Regions from separate parts of the Homo sapiens genome. Here regions 1 and 3 are each linked to region 2. Evidence: chromatin contacts called from ENCODE Hi-C or POLR2A ChIA-PET data. All regions are on one chromosome and are shown on one strand. Each heading gives the region's core, a stretch centred on a gene start or an enhancer-like site at or near the end of the contact. The rest is flanking DNA. Distances are from core to core; before and after follow the strand shown.

Region 1 (3,545 bases), core at 190-2,689, 7.3 Mb after region 2:
TCACCATCTTCACAATAGCAACACCACCCTACCCCGCCCCTGCTTTCTTGCTCTGCAGGGCACGCCATCTAACAGGGCCATCGTTATTGCCCTATTTGCATATTGTCTGTCTTTTTCCACTGAATTGTCAGCCACATGTGGGTAAGGACTTTGTCCGTTTTGCTCACTGCTTTATCTCTGGAGTCTAGCATAGTACCTGGCTCAACAAATACGCATTAAATGGATGAGTAAGTGAACAGTCTCCAATTCACAGACCACTTTGTCAGCAGTGCCCCCACACTGTTCACAGCGCAGGGAAATGACTCACCGACTCCCCATGAGCACAGTGTAGGCTAGCCTTCCCTTCCTAGCCTCCACCGTGAATACTAATTAGGTTTCTTAAATGCAGAGATGGACGGCTGGGCTCAGGGCCCCATGGTCTGTCTGTGTGAAAGGGTACGCAGGGTAGGATTGTAGGAGCCCTGGATTTGAATCCCACTGTTTTACGCTGTTTTACCACCATCCTGATGGGTTGGAGCAAAGACTTCCACTCTCTAGGACAAGAGCTTCCAACTCTCCCAAGAAGGGCCCTCCAGGTGTCAGGGCCTCTGCACTTGCTGGTCATTCAGCCTGGCATGCTCTTCCCCTGATCTGCTTGCTGCTGGCTCCTTCTCATCATTTTGGTCTCTTCTCAAATGTCACTTCTGCAGAGAACACCCCCGACTCCTGCCAAGCCAATGTGAACTTTCCACACCCACAAAGATACCTTTTTTCACCCTGTTTATTTCCTCCATCCCTCTTACTATGAATTATTTTCATTTTTACTATTTCATTTATCTGCTTACTTATTTACTGTCTGTCTCCCCAGCTTGATGCAAGATCTATGAGGGCAGAGGCCTTGGCTGTCTTATTCGTTGCTGAATCTTCAGTGCCTAGGACAGGGCCTGGCTTCTAGCAGGTACCTAGTAAATATTTGTTGAATTCATGTTCCAACTTTCTCCTTCTAGAAACAAGGAAACTGAGGACCAAAGGCAGAAGAGGACATGTTGGAGATCAGAGTCAGGATCTAGGGATAGAAGCCAGCGAGATGAAGGGGAACTCATCTCGGAGTTCTGACCTCTGAGGTCAGGAGGCTGTGACCTCAGAGGAAGCCCATCTGCTCTCCAGGCCTGTTTCCTCATCGGTAAGATGGAGTGAAACATCCAGACCACTCTCCAAGAGGCCTGGTACTAGGAGTGAGACCCAACCCATTGACAAATATATTCTGCGCAGCATCCGCGCACCCCAGACACTGCTAAAGCACCCCAAAAGCCGCAGAAGGTGAAAACTACGACACCCATGATGCCCCGGACGGCGCCTGCGCACGGCGGCCGGCCCGCAGCGCCGCGGGCTCCCCCTAGCGGCGTCCGGGAGCGGTGCTCGCTCCGATCCCCGAGGGGCGGGGGCCCCGCGGCGCAGGCAGTCTGGGCGCGCGGCTGCAGCGGCGGAGCCGGAGTCGGAGCCGGGAGCGCTAGCGGCAGCCGGATCGCAGCCTGCGGGGCCCGCCGCAGCCATGGGCAACCGCGGCATGGAAGATCTCATCCCGCTGGTCAACCGGCTGCAAGACGCCTTCTCTGCCATCGGCCAGAACGCGGACCTCGACCTGCCGCAGATCGCTGTGGTGGGCGGCCAGAGCGCCGGCAAGAGCTCGGTGCTCGAGAATTTCGTAGGCAGGTAGGCGCGGCGCGCCCCCAGGCGCCGACCCCCGACCCCCGGGATCCCTGGAGTCCCCGCCCGGGGCACTGACGGCGCGGCGACCTCGCAGCCCCCGACGCTGCACCCGCGGCCGGCGCGCCCCCCACCCCCAGCCGGAGCGAGGAGGCCCTCCCCCCACCACGAGAGCCCCTCGGGGCAGCAGCGCCCCCCGCTAGTCTGCAAACGTCGTCAAGCCTCCGGCTACCGAATCACGCCCCCTCCTCCGTCCCATCCTTTAGGGCAGACAACGCTCTGCCAGAAGCCCCGGGCAAAGAGCTGCCCCCCGCCCCCAACATGGGCATGGAGAGAGCCCGCATTACTCAGCGTCTCCGTTGGGCTCCGGGAGTCCCTTGGAGCGGGCAGCACCCGGGGGCAGCGTCCCCCACACCGGGCTCAATGGGGGACATCCCCCTACCCCCATGGGAATTCCTGGGCCGTGGCAGAGGTCAGCCCCCGCATCCCAGTCCCTAGAAGAGGACGTAGTCCCGCGGGCATCGAGGACCGGGCACGGCCTCCCGCCAGCACACACACACCTCTGCGGCTCCCGCCGCCATCCGTGCGCAGCGCGGCGAGGGGGGAGGCGCGGGCTGCAGGATGAGGAAGGGAAGAGGGGAGGAGAAACCACTTCTTATCCTTTTCTGAGCAGCCGGCCCCTTGCTTCGCCACGGCCCCTGGGTGGGGGGCGCCTGTCAGTGTCGCCCTCCCCTTGGCCTGGCCAGAGGAATCGTGTTGGAGGGAGAGGCGGCAGAGGGCAGAGATGACTAAGACAGGGATGGCGGGAGGGGGGAGCCATTTGCAGAACCTAATCCCCCTCCCGCCTCTGATCCCACAAGGCGCTGAGAGGCCTAGGTGGCGGAGAGAGGAACAACCGCAAAGACAAAGGGTCGTGGGTTTAGCGGGGCAGGCAGGGTCGTGACCCGCAGGCTCCCCACAAACCCCCAAAGGGAGGCAGAAATAGTTTTTCTGGTGCTGAGGAGAGAGAAGAAAGATAGGAGCTCTCCAGGTACTGGAGGTGGGTTGGGGGGCTGGGCAGACTGGGGGATGAAGTGAGAGAGTTTACACTGACCCCGTCTTTCATCTCCCCCCCATCTTCTTCAGAAACTCTTGCTTTCTTCCAATGACCTTCAGGGCCAAAAAAGTGACTGGCACATGGGAGAGGGAGGCAGGGGCCCTTGTCCGCAGAGGTACAGCAGTTCTGTCCAAGCCAGGTTCTGCTGCAAAACCTCAGGCAAGTCACTTGCCCTCTCTGAGCCTCAGTGTCCCCATCTCTAACATGGACAGTGGGACTGGGTGGTTGTTCCTGCCCCTCAAATGTCCTGGGAAACCCATGCCAGCCCTAGAGGTGAGAGGGAGAGGGCCTGACTGGAGCCATGTGTGTGTGGGACGTTGGAAGGCCACCGTGGGGGCGGCCGTGCCCATCTGGTCAGCAGAGGGGAAGGCATCTGTCTCTCCAATGGCTCCTGCAGAGCCCCCCTTCTGATCACATGACCCCCGGAGCTGCAGAGACACAGGCAAGAGACACACCACGGGCCCCTTCCCCAAGGGCCAGCAGTCAGGGATATCCAGCAGTTTAGAATGGAGAAACCATATTCCTACCTCTCGTCCTTTGAATGTTGGCTGAACTCCTGCCCCATGCCAGGCTGCGTGCTTCAGGCTTGGGGTAGGGAGGGGACCAACTGGTGATTTCAGCCCGCATCTACTGAGCCCATCCCATGCATCCCCCTATGCTGAGTCCTTCATAGGCTCACAGGAGCTCCCAAGAGGCAGGTACCATGATGCCCATCCTACAGATGAGGAAACTGAGACCCTGGAGGTTAGATGCCTTGCCCAAG
Region 2 (3,223 bases), core at 116-2,615:
CAAAAATTAGCTGGGCATGGTGGCAGGCGCCTGTAGTCCCTGCTACTCGGGAAGCTGAGGCAGAAGAATCACTTGAACCTGGGAGGCGGAGGTTGCAGTGAGCTGAGATCATGCCATTGTACTCTGGCCTGGGCGACAGAGCAAGTCTCCATCTCAAAAAAAAAAAAAAAAAAGGACCAAGGTAGCCTGGGCGCAGTGACTCATGCCTGTAATTCCAGCACAGGAATTGGGAAGCCGAGGTAGGAAGATCCTTTGAGCCTGGGAGTTCAAGGCCAGCCTGGGCCACATGGCGAAACCCTGCCTCTACGAAAAATTAAAAAATTAGCCTGGTGTGGTGGCAGGCGCCTGTAGTCCCAGCTACTCAGGAGGCTGAGTTGGGAGGATCAATTGAGCCTGGGAGGTTGAGGCTGCCTTCAGTGAGCCATGATTGTGCCACTGCACTCTGGCCTGGGTGACAGAGCAAGACCCTGTCTTGAAAAAAAGAAAGAGAGAGAGAGAGAAAGAAAGAAAAGAGAAAGAAGAAAGGAAGAAAGAAAGAAAGAGAAAGAAAAAAGAGAAAAAGAAAAAGAAAGAACTAACAAGAAAGAAAGAGAGGAAGGAAGGAAAGAGTGGACAGGCTCTAGGATCTGGACTGGACTTGGACTTAGAATCTGGACTTGGACAACCTAAGGTCAGGTTCTGCCATGTATTAAGCAATGTGGATAATAATGGCACCCACAGCTCACAAAATTGCATGTGAAAACACTTTGTAAACTATAAAGTATTTTGAGCCCTGGAGGGCAGTGGGATGGGACCATCATGCCTCAGGCAGCTTCTCATCTCAGTGCCCAGTTCAAGACCTGGCACCCAGTAAATGTCCCATAAGTGTTTGCTGAGTGAATAGATAAACAAGTGATTATCATCATCCTTTTAACTTGATCTCAGCTTTGCAGAATAAAAACAGGCAGATGCTGTTGGACCCTGATTCAGGTTTTGTGAGCTGAGGCCTCACAAATGAGCCTGCTTTTTTTTTTTTTTTTTTTTTTCCTGTTAACGCTTTTGACGTTTTCATTTTAATATGTGAAACCTGGCTACTTGTCTCAGGGAGAGTTTATGGAAAAAAAGCTTCCAGCTGGCTTTGGGCAGCCCATAAAAATGTACTGAAATGTCTAACTTTGACCAGTTAGAAATTAGGAGCTGTTGGGGGATGCAGGCCGGTGACGCCACTCGCCCTGGTGAGGCCACTGAATTTCAGTAATTAGCTCTCTGGGCAGGAGGACTCGCTCCTAATTCCTTCCTGGTTCCGAGTCAAAGGATGAGGCCCTGAATCTGTTAAAGAGAAACCACAGCTTTCAGATAACAGACAAACATGTCTTTAACACACGCAATCTTTGATTCAAATGATTTCAAAGGGCATGGGGGAGGGAAGGGTTTTTGTGAGCTTTAACCGAAGCCGCTCATCAGAATGTCAGCTCTCCAAATCCTATCCTTCCCTCAGCTCAAGTCTGACCTCCTCCAGGAAGCCCTCCTTGGTAACCCCAGCCCATCACAGGTTTGTTCATCCACACGACTCCTTGCTTTAAAACTCTCCAGAGGGTCTGCCTAACTTCATGGTCAAGTTCAGTCTTCTTAGTTTGGCATACAAGGCCCTTTGTGATCTGACACCTTCTCACCTGTGTAGCCTCTTCTCCTACTCTCCACCCCCACCCTTTAACCCAGGTGCGACAAACAACCTTCACCCCTCTCCCCGGAATTTGGGCCTCAGAGCCTTGGACTGTGTTTTTGCCTTGATGGGGATTTTCCTTCCCCTTCGTCATGTGGCTGGATGGTCCTTATTCCCAAAACTCACCCCAAGCCTCTCCTGCAGGGGTGGGGAGAGATTGAGCCCCCAGGGCTGGGTTAGGTATCCCTGCTCATGCCCCAGAGCGCCTGGGTTTCTGCTCATCACAGTTAGTGTAAGGATCCATTTACTCATCTGCCTCTCCCGCCCTCTTCCCTTCTCTCCCCTCCTCTCCCCTCCTTTCCCCTTCTTCTCCTCTCCTTCCCTCCCCTCCCCTCTCTGAGGAACTTGGTCCAGCTACAGTCAATATCTAGAGAAGGTATTGGCCTAGAGAACCTTGCTCAATCTTAAGCCCGCACACCTGCCGTACTTTGGGATCACCCCGGGAACCTTAACATGCTGATGCCTGTGTTCTTATCTTCAGAGACTCTGGTTTGATTGGCCTGGATGTGGCCTAGGCATGGGGTGAAGAGTGTGGGTTGAAAAGCTCCCCGGGTGGTTCAAGGTGCAGCCCAGGTGGAGCGCCACCATAATTTACAGCACACGACTCAAGACCCACCCAGCCACTTAGAGGAGCTGCACTCCAGGCACCTCGGGGAGTATAACCTTGAACTCGGAACCCCACTATATTTGCCATATTTGTTGTGTTGAAAGAAAACTAGTCATCTGTTTATCTGAGTCAGTAGCATTGAGCAGCTGTATAGTCCCCCACAGGCCCCACCCAGTCTTCCGTGCTTGTTAGGAGAGACGGAAGCATCACAGTCACCTGGTAGAAGGATGCCTGTCTGAGCCCCACCCCAAATCCAAGGAGCCAGACCAGGGACCCTGTGCTATAAACAAGTCTCCTGGTGATCCTTCTGCACACAAATGTGCCAGGGCTCAAAACATCCTAAAACAGGCTGCAAACCCCTGACGCCTTGCAGAGCCAGGTAGGAAAGTTCAAAGCAAAGAAAGGCCTCCAGGGGACCATGCGGGGACTGGAAAACGACTGGCTCTAGCAAATTCTTGTCCTTTGGGAATGTGGGCCCCATGTTGTCAAGTCCCTCTTTTTTAAAAAGAGAATGCCAAAAATCTGAATTTTTAAAAAGGTGAAACTTGTTTAAAGCTGACAACTAATTCAAGCCATTTAAGTACACAGCTCAGACCAAACAAAACTTACCTGGGACCTGAATTTAGCATCTATTACCAATGTTTGCGGCAAACCCCACACGTGGATGAAGCTAGAGGGTGGTGTGCTTGCCTGGCCTTGTCTCGGCTCTCTCTTTTTTGAGCTGTTTTCCTGCTATGGGACTTGGGCCAGCACGGAGTAGGAGTGGGGAGGCGGTGGGGAGCGGGTACAGGAAACGGCCCCTGAGACTTGTGCCGTACGTGCAATTGGGAGGCTGTTTGGGGACATTGTTCCTCACGTTTAACAGTGTTCTCTTCATGCCAACTCTCTAAAAAAATACCTCTCAGGTCTCAGGG
Region 3 (3,614 bases), core at 879-3,378, 8.8 Mb after region 2:
TGGCGGGAACCCGGGAGGCGGAGCTTGCAGTGAGCAGAGATCGCGCCACTGCACTCCAGCATGGGCGACAGAGCGAGACTCCATCTCAAAAAAAAATAAAAAATAAAAAAGACACAGGCAGGTAATTTACTGCAGTGCTGTTAAATTCCACCGAAGAGAAGCACAGGGGCCTCTGGGGCTCAGAGGCGGGAGCGCCACCCCCAGGCTGCACAGCCAGCACCTGCAGAGGTAAGGCTAAAGCCCAGGATCAGACTTCAGAGCCCTCCTGTCCCTACCCTCTTCCTGTACAAGGCTATGGCTAACGGGAGCCCCTCCCAACAGGCTGCAGAGACTCACATCCTAAATTCGCCCAGAGAGGGACCCATGACCCTGGACCCCATGTGGTGGAGGCAGCGATGGGAGCAGAGGAGAGAAGATTCCTGAGGCAGGTCCACCAGTCCCTCTGGCACTGTGCTCCCTGCAGACCTGGGGGTGAGGGGTTCCTGGAGTGGGAGCCACACTACTCTAGTTCTGCCAGGGTGAGGACAAGGGTACGGTTATAGTTGGACTTTGGCATTATATCAGTCAAGGCTGTCACCTATGATGGGTAGAAGACTGGTCCCAGCTAGCTTAAGCAAACTAGGATATATTTATTAGCCTAATTTAGAAATCCAGGGTGGGACTTCAGGCACTGCTGGATCCAGGCTTAAGCAATGACACTGGGGCCTGGGTTCTCTCTCTCTGGCTTCACCCTTTCCTATAGAGGAGACACACACACAGAGAGAGACACACACAGATACAACACACACACACACACACACACACACACACACCCAACAGAAAAGATACCAGAAATCACACACACACACACACACACACACACACACACACACACACCCACACACACCCCAACAGAAAAGAGACCAGAAATCTCCGAAAAAGTCTCGCTGTGCCATGATTGGGTCCTTACCCACTTCTGAACCAATCATATGGCCAAGAGAAGTGGAGTGCTGATTGGCCGAGGCCTGGGCTGTGTGGGGTGGGGCCTCAGTGGCACCTCTGGGACGGGGAATGTAGGGAGGTTGCTCTCCACGTGGTGCTCCTGGGTGTAACAGAACTCACGTTTATAAAGGAAGAGTTCTCTAAACAGGACAAGCAGTGCTTCAGGTACATCTCATGTATTGTCTCACCTAATCACGGAGGGACTGTTAATTGTGCTTGCTTTATAGACGAGGCAGCCAAGGCTCAGAGAGGTCAAGAAGCTTTCCCAAGGTCACCAAGCTTGTGGGTGGAGTTGAGGGAACTCATTCCGGGGTTCCTGTGTCAATCATGACTCTCAAAGCAACCAGGAGGCCTGGACAACTGCCACTGGGCCACCCTTCCACCATCTTGTCCCCTCTACCAGGGCAGGCAGTGTGCCACTGACGCCCCTCCTGCCCTCTCCCTGGGCTGAGGGCATCACTCTGGCCAGAGTGGGCCCCGTGGGCTGAGTGGTACTCAGGAAGCTGTGGAGGGGTCATCACCACCCTACCTGGTTCCAAGCACAGGCCTGGGAGGCCAGGGAGCAGGGCAAGTTGGGGTCTGGCTGGGCCCAGGGCCCCCTACCAGTAGCAGCATCCCCCTCACGTTACATTAAGCACCATGGCAAGTATGCGGAGCCAAAAGCAGGGTGGACTGTGGTCCGCTTGCCGTGCCATCACAGGCAGTCCACATTTCACTCACTGTTTGTTCATTTCCTTTTTTTATTTTTATTTTTTTGAGGCAGGGTCTCACTCTGTTGCCCAGGCTGGAGTGCAGTGGCACAATCACAGCTCACTATAGCCTCAACCTCCTGGGCTGTTGATCCTCCCACCTCAGCCTCCTGAGTAGCTGGGTGACATGTGCCACCACCCCCACCTGGCTAATTCTTTAAATTTTTTGTAGAGACGAGCGTCTCGAACTGCTGGACTTAAGCAGTCCTCCCACCTCAGCCTCCCAAAGTGTTGGGACTACAGGCATGAGCCACTGCGCCCGGCCAGTTTCCCTTCTTCACTGTACTTTGGAACTAAGTTAAAAACAATTTCCAGTCTCCCATTTTCCTGGGCCTTTAAAAAGCTCCAGGGCCTTAGGTATTATGCACCCAAAGACTTAAGGGCGTGGTTTGTGAGTCATTCATTCATTCATCCATGCAGTGTTTACTGAGCACCGACAATGTGCCAGGCGCCACTGCTGACACAGCCCTGAGGGCGCAGAGGGAACCCGGTTCTTGGTGCAGTGTAAGCAAGTTGAGTTAGTGATGGTGGAGTGGCTGGGAGACGTGGCCAGACCCCCACGCCTTTCTGGACCAGTGAGGGAAGGGTTCCTACAGGAAGTGTTGTCTAAGAAGAGAGGTGAGGGCTGGGTTGGGCTTTGTGAAGAGGTGGGAAAAGTCTTCCAGCCAGGGGGAACTGCATGTGCAAAGACTGGAAGTAGCAGAGTACCAGCGTCCAAGGAGCATAAGGAAGGCCAGGATGGCTTGTAGTGGGTGGGGCTCGTAGGGGGCAGGGGCACCCAGTGAAGCTGGAGGGGGCAGGTCCTGGGAACTAGACCCTGGGCTGGCATGTAGGCTCCCCTTCTGGTGTTGCTCAGAACCAGAGTCAAGACAAGGGTGAGGGGAGTGAGATGCCTCAGGAGCAGAGGCAAGGAGGCATCGCTGTTAGGGCTGGGCCCATGAGGGGCGGGTATCTGGATGCAGACCTCCTTACTTTTGTTTTGTTTTTGAGACTTGGTCTTGCTGTGTCGCCCAGGCTGGAGTGCAGTGGTGCGATCACAGCTCACTGCAGTCTCCATGTCCTGGGCTCAAGTGATCCTTCCGCCTCAGCCTCCCAAGTAGCTGGCCACAGGTGCACGCTGCCACACTGGCTAATTTTTTTAAGAGGAGTCTTACTGTGTTGCCCAGGCTGTTCTTGAGCTCCTGGGCTCAAGTGATTCTCCCACCTCAGCCTCCTAAAGCTCTGGGATCACAGGCATGAGCCTCCCACCTCAGCCTCCTAAAGCACTGGGATTACAGGCTACAGCCACCACACACAGCTGACCCTCTTACTTTTGCAGCCTGGGTGCCTCCCTCACCTTGCCCCACACCAGGACCTGCTCAGAAGGGGGATCCCTGGTCATCTGCAGCCTCCGGATTCGCCCTCACCACCGGCCGCCCCTCCTCCACCCAGGCCCCTCCCCTCCCTTCCAGAAAATACTCCAATGTCCTTATTTTTTCGGGGGAGGGCCTTGATGGGTCCAGCGGGGGAGTGGGGTCTGGGCAGAATGCTAATGAAATCAGAGGAGCCCGGGTTGGGGGCAGGCCCTGGGCAGGGGAGAATTAAGCAATTGCAGGCAGGCTCTTTTCCATATTTGATTGGCGCTGGCTGAGGGACAGCCACCTGCAGGGAAGCCCCCTGCAGAGGGGGTGGGGGAGTAGTAAAGGGGACAGATCTGCTTCTTCAGGTGCCCTCCTCCTACTTGGCTGAGGCAGGCTGCAGGCCGGGCATGGTGTAATCCCAGCACATTGGGAGGCCTAGGTGGGAGGATCACTTGGGGCCAGGAGTTCAAGACCAGCTTAGGCCACAGAATGAGATCACCAACTCTATAAAACATTAAAAAAGAAAAAAAGTCGGCTGCATTCA

The links. A loop is a pair of places that touch in the nucleus more often than their neighbours do. ChIA-PET counts read pairs that join two places held with the same protein, here RNA polymerase II (POLR2A).
Region 1: a map of K562 shows a loop between it and region 2 (2.8-fold over the local background). The contact joins the promoter of DNM1 here to the enhancer-like site in region 2. A Hi-C loop is called at or near these places in 1 of 168 maps with a recorded cell type or tissue (K562). POLR2A ChIA-PET finds 5 or more read pairs at or near these places in 2 of 52 experiments (CD4-positive, alpha-beta T cell and K562).
Region 3: a map of K562 shows a loop between it and region 2 (4-fold over the local background). The contact joins two enhancer-like sites. A Hi-C loop is called at or near these places in 1 of 168 maps with a recorded cell type or tissue (K562). POLR2A ChIA-PET finds 5 or more read pairs at or near these places in 1 of 52 experiments (K562).

What each region holds. Positions count from the first base shown.
Region 1 is chr9:128,201,940-128,205,484 of GRCh38, forward strand. It overlaps DNM1 (dynamin 1), which reads left to right and starts at 1,440. Exons shown (of 22, transcript NM_004408.4): 1 at 1,440-1,692. The coding sequence starts at 1,532. It also overlaps a transcript of CIZ1 not described here. RefSeq lists enhancers at 1,123-1,222, 2,654-3,226 and silencers at 1,283-1,502, 2,071-2,365.
Region 2 is chr9:120,889,271-120,892,493 of GRCh38, forward strand. It overlaps a transcript of PHF19 not described here. Among named protein-coding and RNA genes, the nearest start is that of PHF19, 14 kb to the left of the region's middle. Within about 2 kb of position 1,366, at least 10 of the 41 ENCODE cell types and tissues checked have a DNase peak (open chromatin) inside an H3K27ac peak, as active enhancers do; they include CD4-positive, alpha-beta T cell, where a contact is called at or near this core.
Region 3 is chr9:129,683,648-129,687,261 of GRCh38, forward strand. The region is part of intron 1 of PRRX2 (paired related homeobox 2); the gene reads left to right. Among named protein-coding and RNA genes, the nearest start is that of PRRX2, 20 kb to the left of the region's middle. RefSeq lists an enhancer at 2,108-2,652. Within about 2 kb of position 2,129, at least 2 of the 41 ENCODE cell types and tissues checked have a DNase peak (open chromatin) inside an H3K27ac peak, as active enhancers do.